Linked DNA regions of Homo sapiens: region 1 is linked to region 2. Evidence: chromatin contacts called from ENCODE Hi-C data. All regions are on one chromosome and are shown on one strand. The core of a region is the stretch at or near the end of the contact, and the rest is flanking DNA. Distances in the headings are between cores, read along the strand shown. Region 1 holds the start of ZNF138 (zinc finger protein 138). Region 2 holds the start of ZNF727 (zinc finger protein 727).

Region 1 (6,923 bases), core at 471-2,970, 750 kb after region 2:
GTTCATGCCATTCTCCTGCCTCAGCCTCCCGAGCAGCTGGGACTGTATTTTTAGTAGAGACGGGGTTTCACCGTGTTAGCCAGGATGGTCTCGATCTCCTGACCTCGTGATCTGCCCTCCTCGGCCTCCCAAAGTGCTGGGATTACAGGCATGAGCCACCGCGCCCGGCCATGACTGGCTAATTAAAAAAAAAAAAATTTTCATGCACATAGGATCTTAACTATGTTATTCAGGCTGCACTTGAACTCCTGAGCGCAAGTGATTCTCCCATCTCAGCTTGCCAAAGTGCTAGGATTATAGATGTGAGCTACCGTGTGCTTCTTCAATTTCTTAAGATTATTTCTAGCAATAATAATAAACAGTGCTATATGGGCACAAATCTAAAAGAAATCTGGCTTCTATTTTAGAAGTGTCACTCTCCAGGATTTCAAGGGTCAAATGGAGTTAATTCTGAGTCCCAGCCCAGCCACTTAATAGCTGTGGGTCTTTGCACAAATTTTTTTTTTTTTGATGTGGAAGAGTTATATAAACCACATATGCAAAAAAAGGCAGAATGATACTGATTGCAAAAATGTTAGCAATTTTTCATCCCTCCGCTATCCATGCCCATTGCCAGGTGCATTTACAGCTGTTTCCATTGAGATCCAGTTCTGTTTTCCAAACCCTAGATCTGGCTGGCCTTATTTGCTCAGGGCAGTAAAAACCTGTGAACAGTGCAGTGTGCTAGTTTGAGGCGTAGGCTCAAATGGTTTTGCATGCTTCTGTTTTTCTTTCAGAAGGCTACTATCTCCGCGAAAAAAGCCCATGTTAGCCAGATGGAAGATAAAATAGTATGGGGAGGAGAAGCAAGTTGCCTCTGTTGACAGCCTCAGAAGCAGAAGCTCACCCCCAGAAGCACAGCTGCCTAGTCAACAAGCAGCTGATGATACATGTCTGAAGGAACTCAGCTGAGGTCACAAGAATGGTCTCACTGAGCCCAGCCTAAATGACTAACCATCTCAATTAGAGTGAATTCCACCTGTTTATTCTTAAAGTTTGACTACTAGAAAATTTGGAATTCACATGTGCTCTGTAATCCCAGCACTTTGGGAGGCCGAGGCAGGTGGATCACCTGAGGTCAGGAGTTCGAGATCAGCCTGACCAACATGGCAAAATTCTGTCTCTATTAAATATACAAAAAGTAGCCGGGCGTGGAGGCGGGTGCCTGTAATCCCAATTACTCAGGAGGCTAAGGCAGGAGAATCACTTGAGCCCGAGATGCGGAGTTTGGGGTGAGCCGAAATCGTGCCACTGTGCTTGAGCCTGGGTGAGAGTGAGACTCTGTCTCAAAAAAAAAAAAGAAAAAAATCTCAGGCTGCCTGCTCAAAGGACCAGAAGCCAGTACGGTTATAAAATCTGGAATTTAAAAATAATTGTTATATTCAGATGTGAATAGCTATATGTTATTTATAAATGCATACGACCTTATACACAAGGTTAAATGCAAATGCCCTCTGGGGTGGGCCTGACTCAGCTCAGGGAGGAAGCCCTTCTGGAAAAGGCTGCTGCTTAGGTTTAACTCTGTCTTCCTTCAGCCCAGCACCTGAGCACATCTGTCACTCAGGGCCTGAGGGGGCGGGTTGTTAAACGTTATCCAATCAGGGACGCCGGGCTGGGAACGGTCCAATCAGGCACCCAGCTGGAGCGGACATGACGTCTTCCGGGAGGCGGCGGGGTCTTTGTCTCGCTGCAGCGGGTGCTGCAGGTCTGGCCTTCACTTTTCTGCGTCCTCTTACTCCTAGAGGCCCAGCCTCTGTGGCGCTGTGATCTGGTTATTGGGAGATTCACAGCTAAGACGCCAGGATCCCCCGGAAGCCTAGAAATGGTGAGAGTGCTGGGTCCGACATCCCGAGAGAGGGGGAGGGAGCTGGTTGGAACCGGTCGGAAGTGGCTGTGGCAGTACTCGGGTCTTCCCGCAGTCGGCTGCAAAATCCGCGGCCCCGAGTTCTTGGCACAGCTCGGCCCTCAGTCCCCTTAAGCCATAGCATGGCAGCTGGGCTGACAGCCGGAACCAGGCGTCCTGTCTCCTCCCTGCGCAGTGACTGTGCCCTGGCCTGGAGCCCTCTCTGAGCAGCTCTGCACCCGCAGCGATTGTGCAGAGACGACGGGAGGGTCGTCAGGGGAGAATCCTGACTCGGGGTGCTGGGTTCATGAATGGGAAGAGGTTTCCTCCGCGGGCTTCCCTGTCCCTCTTTTCCCCTATTAAAATTTATGAAAGTCACCGCAAAAAAATTAATTTAATCAAACAGTGATTCAAGAATTGTGGAGCACCCAGCTGTGGTTTGCAGTAGTGGTCCGTGGGAGGGGTTTGAAGGAAACACTTGTATAAGGTGTATGATAAAACCAAATTCAGTAATTGGTTAGTAGAGTTATGTAGTTTCTTAATTTGTACAATGAAGGAGGAAATTTCCTGGTCATGTAATCAGAGGTTAATTGGCAGTTTACAGTTGGTTAAACATGAATTTTATTTTTCACAAGGTAGTAATTTACAAAAAAATGCATTTGAGTTAGATTTTTTTAAAACCAGAAACCCTGGGACTGGAGCGACCTCAGTCTAATTGCCTGCCACTTAATTATTTTCACACTCCACAGGGGACAGATCTTCCCCTTCATTTTTCACATGTGTCCCAAGCAGGGTCTCAAGACTCCTCCCCCTCCCCATTTCCCATTCCTTCAGCCTAACTCTGGCTTGCAGTAAAATACTAAATTTCCAGTTCCTTCTGACATTCCCAAATGCCAACTTCCCCTTCCTAATTCACATTATCAACTATTTGTCCTTTAGTGTACATTTGAAATACTGTATTTTAATTAATCATTTTTTGACAAAGCATGGATGGCATTTTAAAAAAGATTTGTTATCTGTTTGTAAATATTTCCCATGAGAAGAAACCAAAGACTCATCCCCTGATGCTGTATTGTAAAAAATCTCTGTGCCTTTTTTTTTTTTTTTAAATCTTCCCTAGGTACAGAGATCTTATCAGAATATTTTTGGGTCAAGGTTTCCCTTTGGAAACTTTATAAGGTAATGTGTCCTTAGTCACTCTTCAGTTTTTTCCTTGGTCCTGGGTTTCAGTACTTTCTGAGGATAAATCAAAATATCCACTGTGGCTGTGTATGCTAGAATCTCTGGTAAATTTCAGCTCCTGGCCTGGAATGAACTCTGGTTATCTGGGAATGGGAGACAGAGGACAACCTGAGGTTGGAGTGTAGCCTCTCAAGGGAGCAGGTGAATGCCCTGGGGCTGAGAGGAATCTCCTGGTGTACTCTTCCTTTGAAAAGCAAACCCTTTGAGAAGTTAAGATTGTCTTCAAACCAACCCAGTGTCCATTTCCGGAGACATATTGCTGGTCAATCAATCATATGCTGGTATTGAGGGGAGAACACAGAAATAATTTCGGCCCACTGGATTCTCTAAGATTTGTGAAAGAAATGATAGTATCCAAAAAGACAAATCAAACCTTACCCCAGTGAGATGGTTCAAGAACTTGCAAAGTGAAATGTACTTGGGGCAGTCACTGAGGCATAGTGCAGCGTCTTCAGAGAGGGTGGTCTTCAGAGAGGGTGGTCGTTTAGCACTTAAGTGAGCAGGATGGGGTGGGAGAATCTCTCAAGTGATTGGGTGGCTTGACTTGACATGTGAGTGAGATACATCTGTTTTTTAATCAGCACTGCCACTCCCTGGGATTGTCACCCTGAAAAGATTTGTTCACTTACTTCAGTGTTTTAATTGTAACTTGCAGTTTATTAGTAGGACTAAAAGGTAAGAGGATAATTAGAATGGGCATGAAAGAGATGGGTTTTGGAAAAAAATATCTAATCATATATTCTATTTGTTAAGTATTCTCATTTACCTTTTTCTTTCCCAGACTGAGTTTAGGAATTTTCTCAGGTCTGTTTTTTTATGGCTGGGTGATGTCCAAGAGTATTCCAAGGCTTAGCTTTTAGAATGCTACCAAGGAAAAGAATAGGGAAAATACTTCTTCCATTTTGGCTGTGGAAAACGAATACATTTCCGGCGGGGTGCGGTGGCTCATGCCTGAAATCCCAGCACTGTGGGAGGCCAAGGCAGGGAGATCACCTGAGGTCAGGAGTTCTAGACCAGCCTGGCCAACATGGTGAAACCCCATCTCTACTAAAAATACAAAAATTAGAAATTAGCCATGAATGGTGATAGGCACCTGTAATCCCAGCTATTCGGGAGGCTGAGGTGGGAGAATCATTTGAACCCCATAGGCAGAGGTTGCAGTGAGCTGAGATCGTGCGGCTGCACTCCACCTTGGGCGACAGAGCGAGACTCCATCTCAAGAAAAAAGAAAGAAAGAAAATGAATACATTTCCACAAGAAGATGTGGTAGATAATTGGTGAGTTATACAGATTCATGAAAATATCAGTTCCTCCTTTTTCAGGGTACATTTCAGTGAATACCTCTCTTCTGTATCCAGTCATCTTGATTTCTGAGGTTAATGCTAAATTTTTTAAGATGAAACTTGGTCTATCCTAGAAGTGTTCCCATATGACTAATTGTTTACTACATCATTTTTAATGGATATAATAAAATAATTATTTATCGTTTTAAAAGATTACATACTTTTGCATTTGAGATATGTGACGTAAGTGCTTTAAAATTTCCTTCCCTTATATAAACACTGTGTTTGAGTAATTTTGCTGAATTTTTCAGTTTAAAAAACCATTTGAACAACTCCGACATGGAAATTAAAGCTTGCGCCAGTGACTGCAAGCTAAGGCTAATATTGAGCCTACAAAGGGAAGGGAGGTTATTAAAGGCCCAGTTAGTTCTTTCTAGGAAGCCTCCCCTGCGGATGTCGGAGCCTGCTCACCCCAGCCATGGAAGAACCTTTATACTGAGAGAAGCTACAGAGCCCTGGAAAACTGGAGACCCACAGGCAGATGCAGTAAACATTAAGATGGAAGGGGATTGGGAGGGTCATACTCAGGATGAAGTTGTTATTGTTTTGAGGCAGTTTCTAGACTTTGTAAAATAAAACAAAATTAGGTTTATTTTTTAAAAAATTCTAAAATACTGCAACAGAAGGAAGTACCAACTATATAATCTTTAAGGATTGCAAAGTTTAGGCAGATAAAGGCTTTCTTAGGGAGGAGCAAAAAAGATTAGAAGGTGAGAGGGGAATGGCAAATGGAGGGTGTATAAATCAGATTTTATTTTTTATTTTTTAATTAAATTATTTTTTTGAGACAGAGTCTTACTTTGTTGCCCAGGCTGGAGTGCAGTGGCTGGATATCACCTCACTGCAACCTCTGCCTCCTGGGTTCAAGTGACTGTCATGCCACAGCCTCCTGAGAAGCTGGGATTACAGCCGCCCACCACCATGCCGGGCTAATTTTTGTATTTTTACTAGAAATGGGGTTTTGCCATATTGGCCAGGGTGGTCTCAAACTCCTGACCTCAGGTGATCTGCTCTTCTCAGCCTCTCAAAGTGCTGGGATTACAGGCGTGAGCCACCACGCTCAGCCCAAATCAGATTTTAGATTAGAAAATGTTTTACCCTGAAGTCAGCAAGTTTTTAGGAGAAACATAAAATGGGGTTGTATGTTGGCTCAGACTGAGTAGCTCAAAGTTCAGGAGCTGTGGGAAGGAGATAAACTTAACTATATTTTGATTAAGAAGTATTTTATTTGACCGCTGAAGAAAAATTCGGCTATTTTTTTAAATACAAAAAAGAAAATCTTATACATAGTGCTAGCTAGTTATTCCAGTACCATTTTATTAAATAGGGAATTCTGGCCGGGCATGGTGGCTTACGCCTGTAATCCCAGCTCTTTGGGAGGCCAAGGCGGGTGGATCACCTGAGGTCGGGAGTTTGAGACCAGCCTGACCAACATGGAGAAACCCTACAAAAAAAATAGTCGGACATGGTGGCCCATGCCTGTAATCCCAGCTACTCAGGAGGCTGAGACAGGAGAAACGCTTGAACCTGGAGGCGGAGGTTGTGGTGAGCCGAGATTGAGCCATTGCACTCCAGCCTGGGCAACAAGAGTGAAACTCCGACTCAAAAAAAAAAAAAAAAGGAAATTCTTCCTACATTGATCTTGTCAGCTTTTTTGATGATCAGATGGTCAGATGGTTGTAGATGTGTGGCATTATTTCTTGGCTCTATTCTGTTGCATTGTTCTATGAGCCTTTTTTTTTTTTTTTTAATCACTACCATGCTGCTTTGGTTACAGCCTTATAGAATAGTTTCAAGTTGGATAATGTAATGCCCAGCTTTGTTCTTTTTGCTTAGAATTGCCTTGGCTATTCAGGCTCTTTGTTGGTTTCATATGAATTTTAAAATAGTTTTTTTAGTTCTGTTAAGAATGTTTTTGGTAGCTTGATAAGAATGACATTAGATCTGTAAATTTCTTAGGGCAGTATGGCCATTTTAATGATATTGATCTTTTCTTTTCTTTTTTTTTTGAGATAGAGTTTTGCTCTTGTTGCCCAGGCTGGAGTGCAATGGCACGATCTCGGCTCACCGCAACCTCTGCCTCTGGATTCAAGTGATTTCTCCTGCCGCAGCCTCCTGAGTAGCTGGGATTACAGACATGCGCCACCACGCCCAGCTGATTTTATATTTTTAGTAAAGACGGGGTTTCTCCATGTTCAGGCTGGTCTTGAATTCCCAACCTCAGGTGATCTGCCCGCCTCTGCCTCCCAAAGTGCTGGGATTACAGGCTGAGTCATGCCACCCAGCTGATGTTGATCTTTTCTATCCATGAGCATAAAGTAATTTTCAATATATTTGTGTCATATCTGACTTATTTAAGCAGTGTTTTGTAATTCTTGTAGAGATCTTTCACTTGCCTGATCAGCTGTATTCCTGGATGTTTTATTATTTTTGTGGCAATTGTGAATGGGATTGTG
Region 2 (7,029 bases), core at 3,392-5,891:
AAAAAATATATATATAAAAATTTAAAAGAATTTTATACATGATGTTAAATTACACATAAAACTAACTATTTTAACTATTTTAAAGGTTTCAGTTGACATGAATTAAGGACACTCATTAATTTGCTACCATAATTTCCATGTATAAAAAGCATTTTCCATTTTTTGAAACTGAAACTGTACCCATTAAACAACAGCTCCTTGTTATTCTCCCTCTAGCCCCTGGGAAACACTCTCCTACTTCGTGTTTCTATGGATTTACTCTTAAGTACCACACATGAGAGGAATCATATAGTAAAGAAATCATGAGGAAGAATGATAAAAACGTATCACATGCTTATTAATTTTGAATAAAAACACCAACAGAGATCAGTAGTACATGGTGATTATAAATAAACAGATAAATGAGAAAAAGGAATTGGCAGTGTGCATTGTATTTATGACAATGGGGCCTCAAGTACCATAGTAGTGAGTCCTCTGCCCCAGTCACAGGGCTGTTCAGTGGTGGAGCTGGAAGCCCAGTGTAGCTGTCTGACACCCGGATCCCATGCCTAGCCCAAATGTCACTGAGCTCTAAGGTACTTTCCTCCTGCTGGTCCAGGCACTCAGTGTTCCCTAAGATTTATCATGGCATGTTCTCCATGGCCAGGAGGGTGGTGTTGCTGGACTACTGGGATAAGAGATCCAGCTGGCAGGCAGGTTGTAGCTACAGTACAGAGGCAGATGTGAGGCTAGTAGAATCCATATCCCTGGCCTCCTTCCCAGTGCCTGCCCAGCTGGAGTGCTGGGTCCCAGGGGTCATCATGCAGCAGGGCCTGACACTGACCAGGGAGCCATGGCCACAGGCTCTTGGCAGCTGGCCCAAAACAAATATTCTCCATGCCCTCTGACAATCTGCTAGACCCTCACCTCTCAGTCTTACTGAGCCACTCCATTAACTGGAGGCAGACCCAAAATTGCCCCACAGGCTGAAGGTGATAATTGTCTGCAGACAGCTGAAGCAGCTGCATCTCCTGGAAGACTTTGATCTCCTGCAGCTAAAGGGAAGGACAAGTGGAAGATGTGGACAGGAGGTTCCAGGAGACAGGGATTATGAGATTTCAGGGGACAGGCCTTGAATGGACACCCAAAAGTGAGTACTTATCCCCATTACCACCCGATGGCACAGGGTGTTGCCTCCATCCTGGGCACATTTTCCAGTTATCTGGTGATGGGAGACCCTGCCAGAAAGGATTTTGTGGATGGGAGTGAGCCTGGGATGGGCAGGGCTGGAACCAGGATCCTGAGGCTTGGGAGAAGAGAATCCAGGATTACATCCTTAGATCTCAGCACTTGGCAAACCTCCTCTCATGAGAGCCTCACGGCTGCCTCTGTGAACTGAGGCTTCAGGCCTATGAATCTATGAATCTTCCCTATGAATGTTGAAGACTCCACATCAGCCGCCAGTCCCTGTTCTCTAAGTGGTGAAGCTGCAGAGCTGCCTGCTTGCAAAGCCCAGTGAGGTTTGGCCTGAGCTGGACTCAGACTCTCCCTCAGGTGGTGCCAATGGAAGGAGAGTAAACTTCCTACTAACCGGACCTGGGTGAAAAATGTTGAAGGGAACTTGTGGGGAAGAGAGGTAACGGGCTGTTTTCTGGGGCTTTTCTCTTAAGGGCCTCTTCCTGTTCTCTAATGCCAGGCAGCCCCAACCTATTTTCAGAGTTGGATACAGACAGCCCCTCCTCCAGGAACTGGTTTTTGATTTCAGTCCCCTACTCACACCCTCCATTGTGATGGGTCTCTTTATCTGTGTATCAAACCTTTTCAATAAATCTAAGATGCAGAGGATGGAATCTAAATCTGAGATTGCAGAGGCTCCATCCTCTGCATCTTAGATTTACTGAAAAGGTTAAGCTGGGTGCAGTGGCTCATGCCTGTAATCCCAGCGCTTTGGGAGGCCAAGGCAGGTGGATCACTTGAGGTCAGGAGTTCAAGACCAGCCTGGCTAACATGGTGAAAACCCATCTCTACCAAAAATATAAAAAATTAGCCAGATGTGGTGGTATGCACCTGTAATCCCAGCTACTCATGAGGCTGAGGCAGGAGAATCGCTTGAACCCGTGAGGTGAAGGTTGCAGTGAGCAGAGATCATGCCACTGTACTCCAGTCTGGGCAACAGAGCAAGACTCTATATCAAAATAAATAGATAAATAAGTTAGATACACAGAGTATTCTCCCCAGGGGCATCTGTGAGTTTTACCTCTCCACTCTCCCCCAGTGTTGCCCCAGCTACTCACCTTCCTTTTTTTTTTTTTTTTTTTTTGGTGTTATTCACATTTCCCTGGAAGTCAGACAGCCAGTGTTCATTAGAAAGGCCCCTTAGACCCTTAGACTAGGTCCCCTCCCCACTCCCTTCATACTGCATTACTGCCAGGGCCACCAGGGTCAGGGCATGTGCACAAAGCAGGAGTTGGGTCTGCAGCAGGTTCTGGGGTTCAAAGAACAGAACAATGGGAGCTGAGGCTCAGGGACCTCCCGCCCCAACTCTCTCTGATGACAGAAAAACTGGAGGCTCCCATTAAAAAAGTGCTCAGGCTTATATGAGCTGCCTGCCCTTAGAGAGGTCTAAGTTTACTCTCCTTCCATTGGAACCACCTGAGGGAGAGTCTGAGTCCAGCTCAGGCCAAACCTCACTGAGCTTTGCAAGCAGGCAGCTCTGCAGCTTCACCACTCTGGGAACAGGGACTGACGGCTGATGTGGAATCTTCAACATTCATAGGGAAGAGGGGCCTGATGCCTCAGCTCACAGAGGCAGCCGTGAGGCTCTCATGAGAGGAGGTTTGCCAAGTGCTGAGATCTAAGGGTGTAGTCCTGGATTCTCTTTTCCCAAGCCTCAGGATCCTGGTTCCAGCCCTGCCCATCCCAGGCTCACTCCCATCCATATAATCCTTTCTGGCAGGGTCTCCCATCACCAGATAACTGGAAAATGTGCCCAGGATGGAGGCAACACCCTGTGCCATCGGGTGGTGATGGGGATGAGTATCCAATTTTGGGTGTCCATTCAAGGCCTGTCCCCTGAAGTCTCATAATCCCCTGTCTCCTGGACCCTCCTATCTACATCTTCCACTTGAAAAAGCCAAAGACACTCAGCTGCCTCTCCCCAACTCTCTCCCCTCCTCCTAGCTGGCCTCCAAAAACATGAACCCCCATGTTCCCATGTTAACTCTGTGGTGAGATTTTTACAAGTCACAATGTTATGTGGTCCCTGCCCCCACTATTTCCCAAATCCAGCTCTTCCAGGCTTTTACTCAGATTTGTCTTATAGAGGCATTTCAGGGACTGTTGCCACAGGAGGGAAGGGCTACGGGAGAAAGGCCCCTTGCTCTTTTGATGTGGAGGCCTCCGGCTGTGAGGGAGGAGCTCTTCCCTCTGACTCCCTGGAGCTCCTCCCCATCACAGGGACACTGCCTTTTTGCTGCTTTAGCCTCATCTGGCCTCTCTGTGGTTTCGTCTCCAGGGTGGCCAACGTGGATGTCTTCATCTGCCAGAGTCAAAGAAAAGGTCAGTGATACTATGCTCCCTTCACCCAGTTATGCCCAGTTACACTGACCTGGTATCCTGGATAACTGGTGTGAGTAAGCTGGTCCAATGCTCCTGTCATCTCCAGTAAGTTCTGATTCTAGATTGACTCCCTGCTCCAACACTCCCTGTATGTGGAACCTTGGGCATGCAGCCAGGCCTCCCTGAGACTGTTTTCTCAACTTGAAAGTGTGATGGGAACCACCTACCTCACTGGGCCTTGTGAGGACTCAGTTATATGTAGCTGTCACCATTGTTCTCATCATCTCAGGAAGAGCCAGGCACAAGCACTCTCAAAGTTCTTTTCTCCTTTGAAGCTCATCATTAGCCCCTCTCAGTCTCATCATCCCTACATTTTTTGGATAAGAAAACAGAGGCCCAAAGAGGGCAGTGACTTGCCCAGGGCCCTAGAGAAGAGGCCGGCTCCTTCCCACACCTGGAGGCACTGACCCAGCTGACTTTACCCCACAGCCCAGCACTATCCCTGACTAGGGTCCCATCTTCGTTCTCCATGCTTGTTTAGGTCCTCAGGCAGGCTCAGCTTTGGTGGGAAAGAAACAGGGTGTTTTGGGAGGTCTGGGTGAGTGGCACTAACCAATCTGCTAGGCCCTCACCTCTCAGTCTCACTGAGACACTCCATTAATTGGAAGCAGACCCAAAATTGCTTCACAGACTGAAGGTGATAATTGTCTGCAGCCAGCTGGTGCAGCTGCATCTCCTGGAGGACTTTGATCTCCTGCAACTAAAGGGAAAGACAGGATGCTGAGACAGGGCCTGCAGCATACACATAACTATAATTCAGAAATTGATATACACACACGTAAATATAATCAGAAAGTGATATAATCTTATATACAACGTTAAATACAAATGTCCCTCAGGCAGGGCCAGGCCCCCAACACAAGGAGAAATCGCTGCCTGAACATGCTGCAGGCAAAAACCTGTCACTCTTTCCTCATTCAGCCCAGTGTCTCATTACATCTCCTGTCGATCAGGGTCTAAATGTGTGGGGCGGAGAACCCCAGCCAATCAGTGGTGCTAGCGTGAAAACTGCCCAATCAGGTGCGCAGCTAGAGAGGAAGAGGCGGGCTCTTCAATATGGCAAGGCCTTCGTCTCCTAGCTTCTAGGCTCTGAGTCCAGTACCCGTCTGTACTATTCCATCTCTTCCGCTCCATTAGCTCCTCGGTGACTCCACCATAGCCCCTGTTATCCTGTGACCTGCAGGTACTGGGAGATCCATAGGGAAGAAGGCGGAACATCCGGAGGCTGGGAAATGGTGAGTGCGCGGAGTGGGTGTCCCGAGAAGGGGGAAGAGGCTGTTTGAATCCGGTCGGAACTGGCTGCGGTGGGATCTTGGCCTCGCGGTCAGCTCTGCAGCAGCTCCGAGTCCCCGTGGGCACAGTTCAGTCCTCACTTCCCTCCGTCGCAGATTAGGAGCTGAGCCTGCAGCCAAAACCCGAGCGTCTTGTTTTGTCCATAAACGCGAATTTCTTTCCAGCCCAGAGACTTTTTGGGCAGCTCTGTGTCGCAATCCCGAGTCTCCTCCAGATTGTGCGGGGACGTCATAAGACGAGAATCCTCATTCAGGGTCTGGAGTTCCTCCGTGGAAGAAGCAGTGGGCCTTGGGGTCCCCAGTCCCTCCTTTCTCCTTTTAAAAATTGTGGCTTATTTTATTTATTTATTTTGGAGACAGTGTCTCACTCTGTGCCCAGGCTAAAGTGCAGTGGCAAGATTTCGGCTCACTGCAGCCTCCACCTCCTGGGCTCAGATGATCCTCCCACCCCAGCTCCCCAAGTAGCTAGGACTAGGGAGACATGCGCCGCCACCTCGCCTGGTTTTGTGGTTTTGTTTTTTGTTTGTTTGGTAGAGACGGGTTTTTGCAATGTTGCTCAGCCTGGTCTCGAACTCCGGAGCTCAGGTGATCCGCCCCCCTCGGGCCTCCTAAAGTGCCGGGATTACATGCATGAGCCACTGTCGTAGCCTAAATTGAGGCATCTTTAGGATATAGTTTCGAAGTGTTTTCCAGCCCAACTCTCCTATTTAAATGTAATACCCCATGTTGGAGGTGGGGCCTGGTGGAAAGTGTTTGGATTATGGGCGTGAATTTCTCATGAATAGTTTAGCACCATTCCTCTTGGTATTGACCTCTCGATAGTGACTGAGTTCCCTGAAGTTCTTATTTAAAAGTGTATAGCAACCCCCTTGCCTTCTTTTCAAGCTCCTGCTTCACCTTGCACCAGGATTTTAAGCTTCCTGGGTGGGGCCCCCCCAGAAGCAGATGCTGGTGTTATGCTTTCTGTACAGCCTGTGGAACCATGAGCCAGTTAATCCTCTTTCTTATAAATTACCCAGTCTGAGGCATTTATAGTAATGCCAGAACCGATTAATACAAACAGTTTATTTGCACAAACAGCAATTTATGAATCAGAGAATATCCAACTATGGTTTGGGGGCTCAAAGGAGAGACTTGGAACAAAAGGCTTTTGTAAGAGGTATGAGGAAGCAAACCAGATTCAGTATTTGATTGGTTACAGTTATGTATTGCATTTGCACCCATCCGGTGGAAATGTCCTGGTTATGTACTTAGAGCTTTATTGGCAGCTTGTGGTTGGTTAAGCCTAAGTTTTGTGTTTTTTTTTTTTTTCTCAAAGTTAGTAATTTGTAAGAAATTCTTTCGACGTAGTTAGGTTTCCTTAGGCAGAATCCCAGAGCATCATGGCCATTTCAGCCTAATTGCCAGCTATTTAGTTATTTTAATGCTCTACAGGGTCCTTGGTTTTGTCTGCAATTTTCAAATGTTTGGCAAGCAGGGTCTCAAATCCAAAACTTCTCCCAGCCTAACTGTTATAGGGACTGTAGAAAATTCTACATTTCCAATTTCTTTCCCACATTCCCCAATGCCGACTATCCCTGTCCAGATCACATTATCAACTATTAGTCCTTTATTTAATTTCAAAACGGACGTGGCATTTTAATTGTTTATTTTTGTTTAAGAGAGCAGTAGGTGGCTCTTTTTAATTTCGTCTGTTCGTGAACATTTCACATAACAGGAAAGCAGAGAGTAATCACCTGACGCTCTGCGCATCTCCTCTCATCTTCTCTAGGCACGCGCGCCTTCCCAGCATGTCTTTGGATCCTTTGCAGGGTGATGTGTCCTCAGTCACTCTCCTGTATTTTCCTGGTTCCAAGTATTACAGCTTTCTGGGGATGATCCAAGATACCCACAAGGACCATGTCTCTTGGAGTGTCTAGCAAACATTAGCCCCTGGGTCATCTCCTTTCAGAGAAGAGCCTGAGGTATTGGGTGGAGCCTCTCAGGGGAGCAGCTGGATGCCCTCGTGCTGAGAGCAGTTTCCTGATACACCCTTCCTCTAAAAAGCTAACTGCTTTAACATTAAGATTTTTTTCCCTCTCAACCCTAGCTTTCCTTTCTGCAGACACATTGGTGCTCAACCAATCAGGTGCTGGTATTG

Evidence for each region. Hi-C counts contacts between places; a loop is a spot of excess contacts on that map. Pooled maps may share reads with other maps.
Region 1: a loop to region 2 is called in a pooled map of heart left ventricle, with 2.5 times the contacts of the local background. The contact joins the promoter of ZNF138 here to the promoter of ZNF727 in region 2. A Hi-C loop is called at or near these places in 1 of 50 pooled maps.

Annotation. Positions count from the first base shown.
Region 1 is chr7:64,792,708-64,799,630 of GRCh38, forward strand. It overlaps ZNF138 (zinc finger protein 138), which reads left to right and starts at 1,721. Exons shown (of 4, transcript NM_001271639.2): 1 at 1,721-1,864. The coding sequence starts at 1,862. RefSeq lists enhancers at 1,447-1,496, 1,737-1,976, 1,761-2,321.
Region 2 is chr7:64,040,793-64,047,821 of GRCh38, forward strand. It overlaps ZNF727 (zinc finger protein 727), which reads left to right and starts at 4,642. Exons shown (of 4, transcript NM_001159522.3): 1 at 4,642-4,832. The coding sequence starts at 4,830.